2 separate regions of the Homo sapiens genome follow, and region 1 is linked to region 2. Evidence: read pairs that join two places in POLR2A ChIA-PET (ENCODE). Cell type or tissue: A673. All regions are shown on one strand. Region 1 holds the start of LOC124903359 (a long non-coding RNA gene). Region 2 overlaps TTC7B (tetratricopeptide repeat domain 7B).

Evidence for each region. Peaks named below come from ENCODE experiments on the same cell type or tissue, not always from the same donor. Only the 100,000 strongest peaks of a DNase experiment are listed, where the experiment ranks them.
Region 1: POLR2A ChIA-PET joins it to region 2 with 18 read pairs; 3 of 35 experiments call an interaction of 5 or more read pairs at or near these places.

Annotation. Positions count from the first base shown.
Region 1 is chr14:90,502,663-90,507,662 of GRCh38, forward strand. It overlaps LOC124903359 (a long non-coding RNA gene), which reads left to right and starts at 3,082. Exons shown (of 2, transcript XR_007064301.1): 1 at 3,082-3,193. In A673, no CTCF peak of the experiment used is centred here; no DNase peak of the experiment used is centred here.
Region 2 is chr14:90,714,856-90,719,855 of GRCh38, forward strand. All of the region lies in intron 5 of TTC7B (tetratricopeptide repeat domain 7B), which reads right to left. Among named protein-coding and RNA genes, the nearest start is that of TTC7B-AS2, 20 kb to the left of the region's middle. In A673, no CTCF peak of the experiment used is centred here; no DNase peak of the experiment used is centred here.

The DNA of each region.
Region 1 (5,000 bases), 210 kb before region 2:
GTAAATATTTAAATATAACTAGTATCCAGTTCAAGCAGGTACTCATAAATATGTAATCAATGAATGTATGATGGGTAGAAAGGACGGGTGGACCAATGGAAGGAGGAAAGGAAGAATGATTGGCTAGATTGAATGATGGATGGATGGAAGTGAGGAAAAGGAAAGATGGATGGATGGTTGAATGGATATATATGGAAAGAGTATGAAAGAAAGAAAGGATAGTTGAATGGGAGGAAAGGAGGATAGATATTGAGTGGAAGGATAGAAGGATAAAGGATGCAAGGATGAATGGAGGGAAAGATTGACCATTAGAATGGAGGGAAGGAAGGATGGAAAAATGAAAGAAAGGAAGGAAGGGAAAAGGGTGAATAGATAAAAGAATAGCTGGATTCTATTAGTTGGATAGTTGGATTCTATTAATAGTGAGATAAATTAATGGAAGGATGAAAGGAAATAAAGGATGAAATGATGGATGGATGTTTGGATGGACTGATGGAAGAATGAAAGGCTGAAAGGAACAATGTAAGAGGTTAGAGAAGGAAGAATGGAAGGATGGGTGAATTAATGGCTGGATGCCTGGATTCATGGCTAGACGTGAGAGTTCTTATGCCCCTTCAGCTGGTCAGCTCCCTCAGAAGGCAGTCTGGAACTCCCAGGTGGCCCCTGCAGCCGGCCTCCATTGCCAGATCTGCTACATTTATCTTGTATATTTTGACTTTAGTCAATAAACAAGTAATCTATTTGTGGTTATTAAGGAAAACTAGAATGCTAGAGGCCAGTTAGCCTAATAGATTCAAGGTGGTTTCAGAGGACATGGGCTCAGCCTGTCGAGGTCATGTCCGGGTCCTGCGATACCTAACGAGCTCAGCTCAGCTAACTCCACCCAGAGCTCTGCATTCTGCTTTCCACTTCCCATCTCTCCCAGGAGGTTCGTTCAGAGCAAGGTCTGCCTGACCGCTAACCTAGGGAGAGATTTTTCATGGAACGCATGAGAAAGGGAAATGACCTCAACCAAGGGTTGAGGCTGGGGAGGCCTGGGCAGGGGCGGCTGCCTTTCCATACCGAATGTGACCCTGGGCACATTCTGGAGCAGGAAGAAGAGATCTGGCCCAGTGCCAGCACCCAGGCACCCTGCCAGGGCCATGACACAGAAAATGTTGGGCAGCATTGGTCTGGGTGCCCAGGGAACCCTTGGGGGAGGTGAGCAGGCAGGTCAGGCTGCCCTCATTGAACCCAGAACAGGGCCTGGGTGTGGAGGAGTCTGTGCCCTTGGTCCCTGGTGCCCTCACCTCCTCCCCCATGGTGAAGGTCCAATAGCTGAGCCTCTATGGTGTCCCCAGCCCTCTCCTCTCCTGGTAGCACTTTCTGCTCTCTTTCTTTTTTATCTATTTATCTATATCTGTCTATCGATGTATTTATTTTATTTTATTTTATTTGAGACACAGTCTTGCTCTGCCACCCAGGCTGGAGTGCAATGGCACGATCTTGGCTCACTGCAACCTCTGCTTCCAGGGTTCAAGCCATTCTCATGCCTCAGCCTCCTAAGTAGCTGGAACTACAAGCACACGCCACCACACCCGGCTGATTTTTATGTTTTTAGTAGAGGCGGTGTTTCACCGTGTTGGCCAAGCTGGTCTCGAACTCCTGACCTCAGGTGATCTGCCCACCTCAGCCTCCCAAAGTGCTGGGATTGCAGGCATGAGCCACTATACCTGGCCTATTTATTTATTTTAGAGACAGAGTCTTGCTCTGTCACCCAGGCTAGAGTGCAGTGGCACCATCATAGCTGAGTGCAGTCTCAAATTACTGGTCTTAAGCAATCCTCCTATCTCAGCCTCCCAAGTAGCTGGGTCTACAGGCATGCAGCATCATGCTTGGCTAATTTTTACATTTTTCATAGAGACAGGATCGCACTATGTCGCCCAGGGTGGTCTCCAACTTCTGGGCTCAAGCAATTCTCCCACCTTGGTCTCCCAAAGCGCTGAGATTACAGGCATGAGCCAACCGTTCCCGGCCCCCTGCTCTTTTTCTCAGCTCCTCACACACCAACTTCACTAATCAAGTTTCCAGAAGATGCTTGCACACCTGTGGTATCCACACACTGCCCCGCATCTCTGCATCCCAGGTGGGCGGCCATGACCCAGAAGATCCATGCCTGGGATCCCAGCCACTCCCTTCTCCAATGTCCTTCCATGCACAGTCCCCACGCTGGGACACCTGGCAGTCACTTCCCCTGGAACTTCCACCTTCACCCTCTCAGCGAGCCTTCCAGCAGCCCTGGGTGGGGGTCAAGCGGGGGGGCCTGGAGTTTCTATTACACAGACACGGACCCAGAACCAAAGGCAAGAGAGGTCAGAAGAGGCCACACAGTTTAGTGACCGAGGGATACAGATTCTGGAAGTTTCCATCGAAGAGAGGTAAAGACTTCCCTGTTTGGCCAGGCACAATGGCTCATGCCTGTAATCCCAGCATTTTGGGAGGCCCAGGCAGGCGGATCACCTGAGGTCGGGAGTTTGACACCAGCCTGACTAAAATAGAGAAACCCCATCTCTACTAAAAATACAAAAATTAGCCGGGCATGGTGGCACATGCCTGTAATCCCAGCTACTCGGGAGGCTGAGGCAGGAGAATCGCTTGAACCCGGAAGGTGGAGGTTGCAGTGAGCCAAGATCGTGCCATTGCACTCCAGCCTGGGCAAAAAGAACAAAACTCCATCTCAAAAAAAAAAAAAAAAAAAAAAAAAAGACTTCCCTGTTTTAGCCTCTCCATCTAAGTATGTGAGTCCTGCTGCCTGTTTTCTTTAAGTAAAACAAAGCAGATATTTTCAAACTGCAACTTAGTTTTTGTTTTCTCCGTTTCTTTCTGGAAAACAATTCAGAGATTGCCTTCCATGCTTCACGACCACAGAGACTGAGCAAACCTCTGCTTCGGAAAGTCGGGGGCAAGTCCAAGTTTCCCAGGGAGGCCGGCCCTGCCATGCGGGGTTGGGTTTTCTTGCCTTCTCTTGTGCAGAGTTGGCCAATCCCTGCCGCCAGGCCTCAGACACTCAGCCCTTTGTGGGCCTTGCACCCACTGCGGTTTTTAATGTTGTTATTTTTCAGAGTTAAAAATCTGCGGTTTTTAATTGCACCTGAGGATGCCCCCCTGCTCTGTTCCTAGCTGGTGTTCGACAGGCGGAACGGAAGGATTGAAGGTAAGATTCCAGGCCTTCTGTGTTGGGGTGGTCATTCACGAAAACACACAGCAATATGTATTTACGCAAGCAGAGACGTGTCATAGAAATCTTTATGGAGAACTAGGCATAAAGTCTAATTTTAAAACATGTGTTTGTATAAATTCATCTTTTTATTATTTATTTGTTTATTGACACGGGGTCTTGCTCCAGGCTAAAGTTCAGTGGCGTGATCATAGCTCACCACAGCCTCCAACTCCTGGGTTCAAGCGATCCTCTTGCCTCAGCCCCCTGAGTAGCTGGGACTACAGGTGCACACCACCACGCTTGGCTAATTTTTAAAAAATTGTTTTGGGCCAGGCACGGTAGCTCATGCCTGTAATCCCAGCACTTTGGAAGGCCGAGGCAGGTGGATCACGAGGTCAGGAGTGGGAGACCAGCCTGACCAACATGGTGAAACCCTGTCTCTACTAAAAATACCAAAATTAGCCGGGCATGGTGGTACGTGCCTGTAATCCCAGCTACTCAGGAGGCTGAGGCAGGAGAATCACTTGAACCCAGGAGGCAGAGGTTGCAGTGAGCTGAGATTGCGTCACCGCACTCCAGCCTGGGTGACAGAGTGAGACTCAATCTCCAAAAAAAAAAAATTTTTTTTTTTACACAGAGGATCTGGCTACATTGCCCAGGCTGGTCTCAAGCTCCTGGGCTCAAGCAATCCTTGTGCCTAGGTCTCCCAAAACACTGGGATTTACAGGCGTGAGCCACTGTGCTCAGCCTGAATTAATATTTGAATTGCACAAATTTATAGCAAATGTGTGAAAGTATTATACTTTGGGATTATTACTGCTCATCTTTAAGAGCCTGGCCTTCTGATAGGCCTCCTTGCCCCTTCCAATCTGCTTTCAGCAGCAGCTGAGTGATTGGGGTGAAACTTAAGGCACACACATTTAGGAGAGCATCAGAAAACTTCCTCTGTAAAGGGCCAGAGGGTAAATATTTTAAACTTTGCGAGTCATACAGTCTCCACTGTAGTAACTCAACTACTCTGCCAGTATAGCACAAAAGCGGCCAAGCACAACAGTAAATGAATGGGTGTGGCTGTGTTCCAATAAAACTTTATTTGCACAAAGAAGTGGTGGGCCAGATTTGGCCTTTGGGCTGTAGTTCGCCACCCCCTGGTTTAGAAAAAGGACACATATAAATGACCAAAATGGTGAGCGTTCAAGAGGTAGTGGCGCGTGTATATGGACTGAGGAAAGAACTGGGTGGGATTGGTTTAGTGTGAAGACTCAGAGAGTTAGGCATCCACCCCTAAAACACCAAGGGATGGTGACAGATCCATTCAATGGCCCCAGAGCCCAACTGTAATGCGGGGGACGTAGCAAAGAGACTTATGTTCATTCACGACAAGAAAGACCCGATAAGCAATGAAGGGGTGAGTCCCATATTCTTAGAGGCATGCAAGCAGAGGCTGGGGGTTGGGGAGAATTGTTCTTTTTTTTAAAAAAAATTATTTTTATTTTAAGTTCCGGGGTACATGTGCAGGATGTGCAGGTTTGTTACATGTTACATAGGTTAACGTGGGCCATGGTGGTGGGGGAGAACTGTTCTTATACATCCAGTCCTGCTCTTAGAGTGAGAGAGGTTCTCTGTTCCTGCTCAAAACTCTCCACAGTCCCTGCTTTGCTCAAGGCAGAGGCCAAAGTCCCCGCTAAGGCTGACCACCTGCCCGTCCTGGCCCCACTGCCTGACCGCCCTCACCTCGCACTCTCCTCCCTCTCTCAACTCCAGCTCTGCTGCTTCTGAGTTGTGGCCCAAGCCCCTGACA
Region 2 (5,000 bases):
CTCTATGACAATTCCTGGCTATCTCCCCCTCCCCAATTTTCATCTCTATTTTCTCATTCTTTCACCTCTTACATCACTTCTTGATCAATTTTCACTCTGCTCTCAGCAGTTTCTCTTGTAGCAGGGCCCAGTCCCAGAACAGAGCCCTAGTGAGTCAGTTTCAAGTCATCAGAAGGGCCTGACTGCTCTGGCCCCTTAGACCTTGCTGGGCAAAAATCCTCTCATTTTCAGCTGCTTATCTCAAATTGGCCAGACAAGCTTCCCAGTAAATAGTTGATGGCTATTTTAGGGTCTCCTGTTCCCAGACCCATCCGATGCCCTGTTGCACACAAATGCAAATAATATGCCAGCTGTGAAGCTGTTGGTAGTGTGTCCCCATCAGCTGGTATGTTGGGGCTCATGAGGATACTCTGCCACCTAGTCTAGCTCTAAATGTTGTTCCTGAGCTTTTGGGTCTGCTCTCTAGTCGCTGTGTCTTTTTTTACGTGGATATAGGAGAAGACCCAGAACTACGCTGCCACTGGTGCTGCCACCTTCTCAGATTTCTTAGCTGCAAATTCTTGCCTTTCCCTCTATGGGAGCTGGAAACCCTCTACTCTGTAGGGTTTGATTTATTTATTTATCAAACCCTTACATAGTACTTGCTATGTGTAATGATAATGTGTTCAAAGCACATTAAAATTACTCTCTAAATCAGCCTAATAATCCTATGAAGCAGGTCCTATTATTATCCCCAGTTACAGATGAAGAAACTGAAACAGAGAGAAAGTGAAGGGACTTGCCAAGGTCACACTGCTGGTCAACAGGAGACCAAGCATGTGAACCCAGGAGCAGGATCCAGAGTCAGTGCTGCACAACTCTGCCTCTCACGAGCACGTAAAGTGTATCTGGCCTTGTAGATTCAGCACTCAACCATGACCACCACCCCACCCACTTCTCCCAAGACCCCTGTCAGATGGTATGTTTTATCCCTCCTTCAAAGACCAAGTCCAAATGTTAATTCTTCTAAGAAACCTAATGAATTCACCCAAGTAGTTAACTACAATACTTCCGCCTTCCTCCTCTCCTTTCTCCTTCTCCCCCAGTACAGACCTTCATTATACTGCCTTTCACAGGGTGATATAATTATTTGTTGTGTTAAAGAAAAAATTATTCAATGATACTTGTTAAGGCAGAGTAAGGACTTTGTTCAGGTCCGTCACGATAGGCAGAGGGACCACTGCAACTGGGTCTTGCAGTGGGAGGGAAGGAGTGGCTAGACTCCAAGTACAGCCTAAACAGGTGAAGCTTTACAGCCAAGAAGGAGGGTGGGGGTCAGTGGGTGGAAAATCACTAAGAGGAAACATGAGGAGTAGGAAAGATTCTGGCTAAACCGATCTAACAGGATTCTTGCTGAAGACGGGCCAGGGTGATCAGATAGCAACTGGGGGATGGTAGTGGCTGAGGAACCCAATCAGACACTGAGGATGATCAGGTATTAGAGAATGGGGGATTCTGGCTAAAATGACTTCACAGATTCTTTTGCTAAAACTGGATTTTACATGGAAGTGTACAGATGGGCCTAGCAGAAGATTTCGAAGTGTGGCTAAAGTTTGGCCAAGCAAGGAATCTTTGTCCATTGACATCCTTGTCTTTCCCATAGCTCAGAGAATGCTTCTGTTCATCTTATATCCCCAGAGCTTACCCAGCAGGCTCTCAATAAACATTCATGGAATTGAGTAGGCAACAGTTTTTTGTTTGTTTTTGTGTGTGTGTATGTGTGTTTAATTTACTAGCTCAAAATGTACTTGAAAGCAGTATAATTGCATCTTTTAAAAAGATCTGTAATTCAGGTTTTACTAAGCCTGGCTAATGAGTTTTTCTGGGTATTCTTCAGAAAAAATATAGCTTTAGATTCTTCCTGGTATTTTAACTGCTTATTTCCAGGATGCAGGGATCACTGCTTCTGTTGCTAATTTGCCAGGGAGATTCAGAGGAGAACCAGCTACCACAACCATCAGTCAGCCAGAACAGAGAGACAGAAGACGCAAATTATGCCAGGGGGAGGCAGAAGGAGGAAGAGCTAGCAGAAAAAAAGATACAGCGTGTCCACACCAGACCTGGAGAACCATCACCAGAAGGCATTCACAAATAAAAAGTAAAAATTCAAACCCAAAATACAGAGGAAGGTGGAAAAAACAAATGTCAATTAAGAAATAATCCAGCCAGGCGTGGTGACTCACGCCTGTAATCCCAGCACTTTGGGAGGCCGAGGCAGGCAGATCACGAGGTCAGGTGATCGAGACCATCCTGGCTAACATGGTGAAACCCTGTCTCTACTAAAAATACAAAAAATTAGCCGGGCATGGTGGCGGGCGCCTGTAGTTCCAGCTACTCAGGAGGCTGAGGCAGGAGAATGGCGTGAACCCGGGAGGCGGAGCTTGCAGTGAGCTGAGATCGCACCCCTGCACCCCAGCCTGGGCAACAGAGAGGGACTCCATCTCAAAAAAAAAAAAAAAGAAAAGAAATAATCCGTGACTTTTCTAAACCCTGTAATTTAATGCAGGAATTTGCTATGAGAACATACAATCATATTACAGATTTCTTTATTGGTGGGCAGGTCTATGGCAGACATTGCCATACAAATATAAAGGTGGGTACTTTTAGAAAAATTTATATCCCCTCTCATTTTCAATAGAAGGCTCTAGTGTATCCTAAGAAAAGTCATAAATTATCCCAAGATGTCTCAGTCATTTTCTGGGCTTTAGCTCAATCTCTCTGCAATTTTCTCTAACAGTTGACTAAAAATATCACTGCAAAAAAAGAATAGAGAGGAAAAGGATGATTTTTTAAAAACAGGTAGGAAATATCCCTTGAAAAGAGCTAGGTCCCCACCCCCAGCCCACCTTCGTGTAAAATACTAATGCATTTGACACCTAAACCCGGGAAGGGAAAAGGCAGGTAGGTGATTGAGCTTTTGCTCTGGGCCAGAGCCAGAACAGGGGTGCATGCTTCCCCCTCCTCTCCTTCCCATCCACCCTGCTTCCCCAACAGATACATCTGGACCCCCTCTGTGATGCAGATGTCACTAAATTACCAAGACAGCTCCCCACAGTCTGACAGGCTCAGAGAGGGTGAAACTTGGCTTCCTTCTTGACCAGACAGGATATGAATTCCTTCTTCCCCACACTCATGTGTTATTTCAATGGTCTGCCCTTGAGGGGCGGCCTGCAGAGGCCACACTTAAACTCTCTTGTGGGCTTCTCTGTCCAGCTGCACCCCATGAGGTTTCAACTTGAAGAGCTACATATTTGAAGTCTTAAAAAAGTTCAAGTCTGGGAGGCTGTGGGAGCAAATGTTCTCAACAACTAAACCAGGGAAGATGATAGCTCCCTTTCCTGCTGCGGGAACTCTGGAATCCCATCCAGATGTGTGGGTTAGGCACCCTCCTCGGAAGGAGGCCTACAAGACCAAACTTCCACTGGGCTAGGATCTTCCCAGAAAAGACTCTTTCAGAGCCAGCTTGAGGCACTTAATAAAGCCACCGTTATTGTATTTCCCTCCAACCACAAAGACAGGGTAGAAAGCAGAGGTCTCTATGATCTTTCCAGAAAATGTGTTATTTCTTGCTAAGGTCAAGGAAATTGTTTGATGCCTGGCACTCACCATTCTCCTTTAACAGAATGAGATCATATCCAGGAAGACCTAGGTGGTCGTAGTGTATCTCCCGCTTTACCACAAAGAAACAAGAATAGGAGCCGTAAGTTCCATGAAGCCGGTCTGGGCTGTCCTATTCGGCCTTAGATCCCCAGCACCTAGCACAACGTGCACAGGTGTTACATCAACTACTTTTACAGACAATATGCAACTCTCAGATAGACATCTATGAGCCACAGCCGTCTCAGCTGAAAATGAAAAGTACATCCATTTATTCATTCATTCATGGATGCACAACTATACACCAGACACTGGGGCATACAGGTACAGATCTGTTCCCACGCAAAATTGACCAAAATTCCTGCCCAAGTGGAACTTAGGTTCTACTGATGGGAGACAACTGTAAACAAATTAAATAAGACAAAATACAAATGGGGGCAAAGGGTTAAATTCCTTCCCTCTTCTTTTGAGAATTTAACCTCAGGTTGGCCGGGCACAGTGGCTTGCGCCTGTAATCCCAGCACTTTGGGAGGTCCAGGTGGGCAGATCACTTGAGCCCAGGAGTTCGAGACCAGCCTGGGCAATGTGGTGAAACCCCGTCGCTACAAACAAACAAACAAACAAAAAAACAAAAATTAGCTGGGCCTGGTGGCACGCACCTGCAGTCCCAGCTATTTGAGGTTGACATGGGAGGATTGCTTAGCCCTGGGAGGTCAAGGCTGCAGTGGGCCGTGACTGCACCACTGCACTCCAGCTTGGGTGACAAAGCAAGACCCTGCCTCAAAAAAACAAACAAAAACAACAAAAATAACCTGAGGTTAACTTTCCAGTTTTGTTTCCCTAGAAAGCCTAAAAAGATAAAATGTCAATTATGTTACTAGGCAACACTTCCTATGATAAAAATGGCCCCTGATTGATAACTTGCAGCCAGACTGGGAGGAACTGTAAATACCTGATAGGAACACTGTGTCTTTGGGCTTCCCTGAGTGTGCTGATTCTTACAACTGAGCATATCCCTTGGAAGACCCTGAAGACGTGGGGCCTGAGATGTTAAGCCAGGGCAGATGGCAAACCTACCCAATGTGAGTCTCATTCCCTAGCACCTGAGCTGTCACTTGAGGTGAAAAGGAACAAACAGAGCAGCTCCTGGGTGGCTGTAGGGACTGCTGGGAGAACTCATGTGGAAAGAAGCCCCTGACCTTTCCCTGCTGGCAATTTGTGGTTCTGTCCTATATCTATCTAAGTAGATGGGTGTCAAGGGCAGCCTATGAAATTCTTGTGAGTTGGAATCTTTCACTAAACCTAACAAATTCCCTGGCTTATAGTGTATTTGATGCCAGTTAAATGCTAAGGAGTAAAATAAA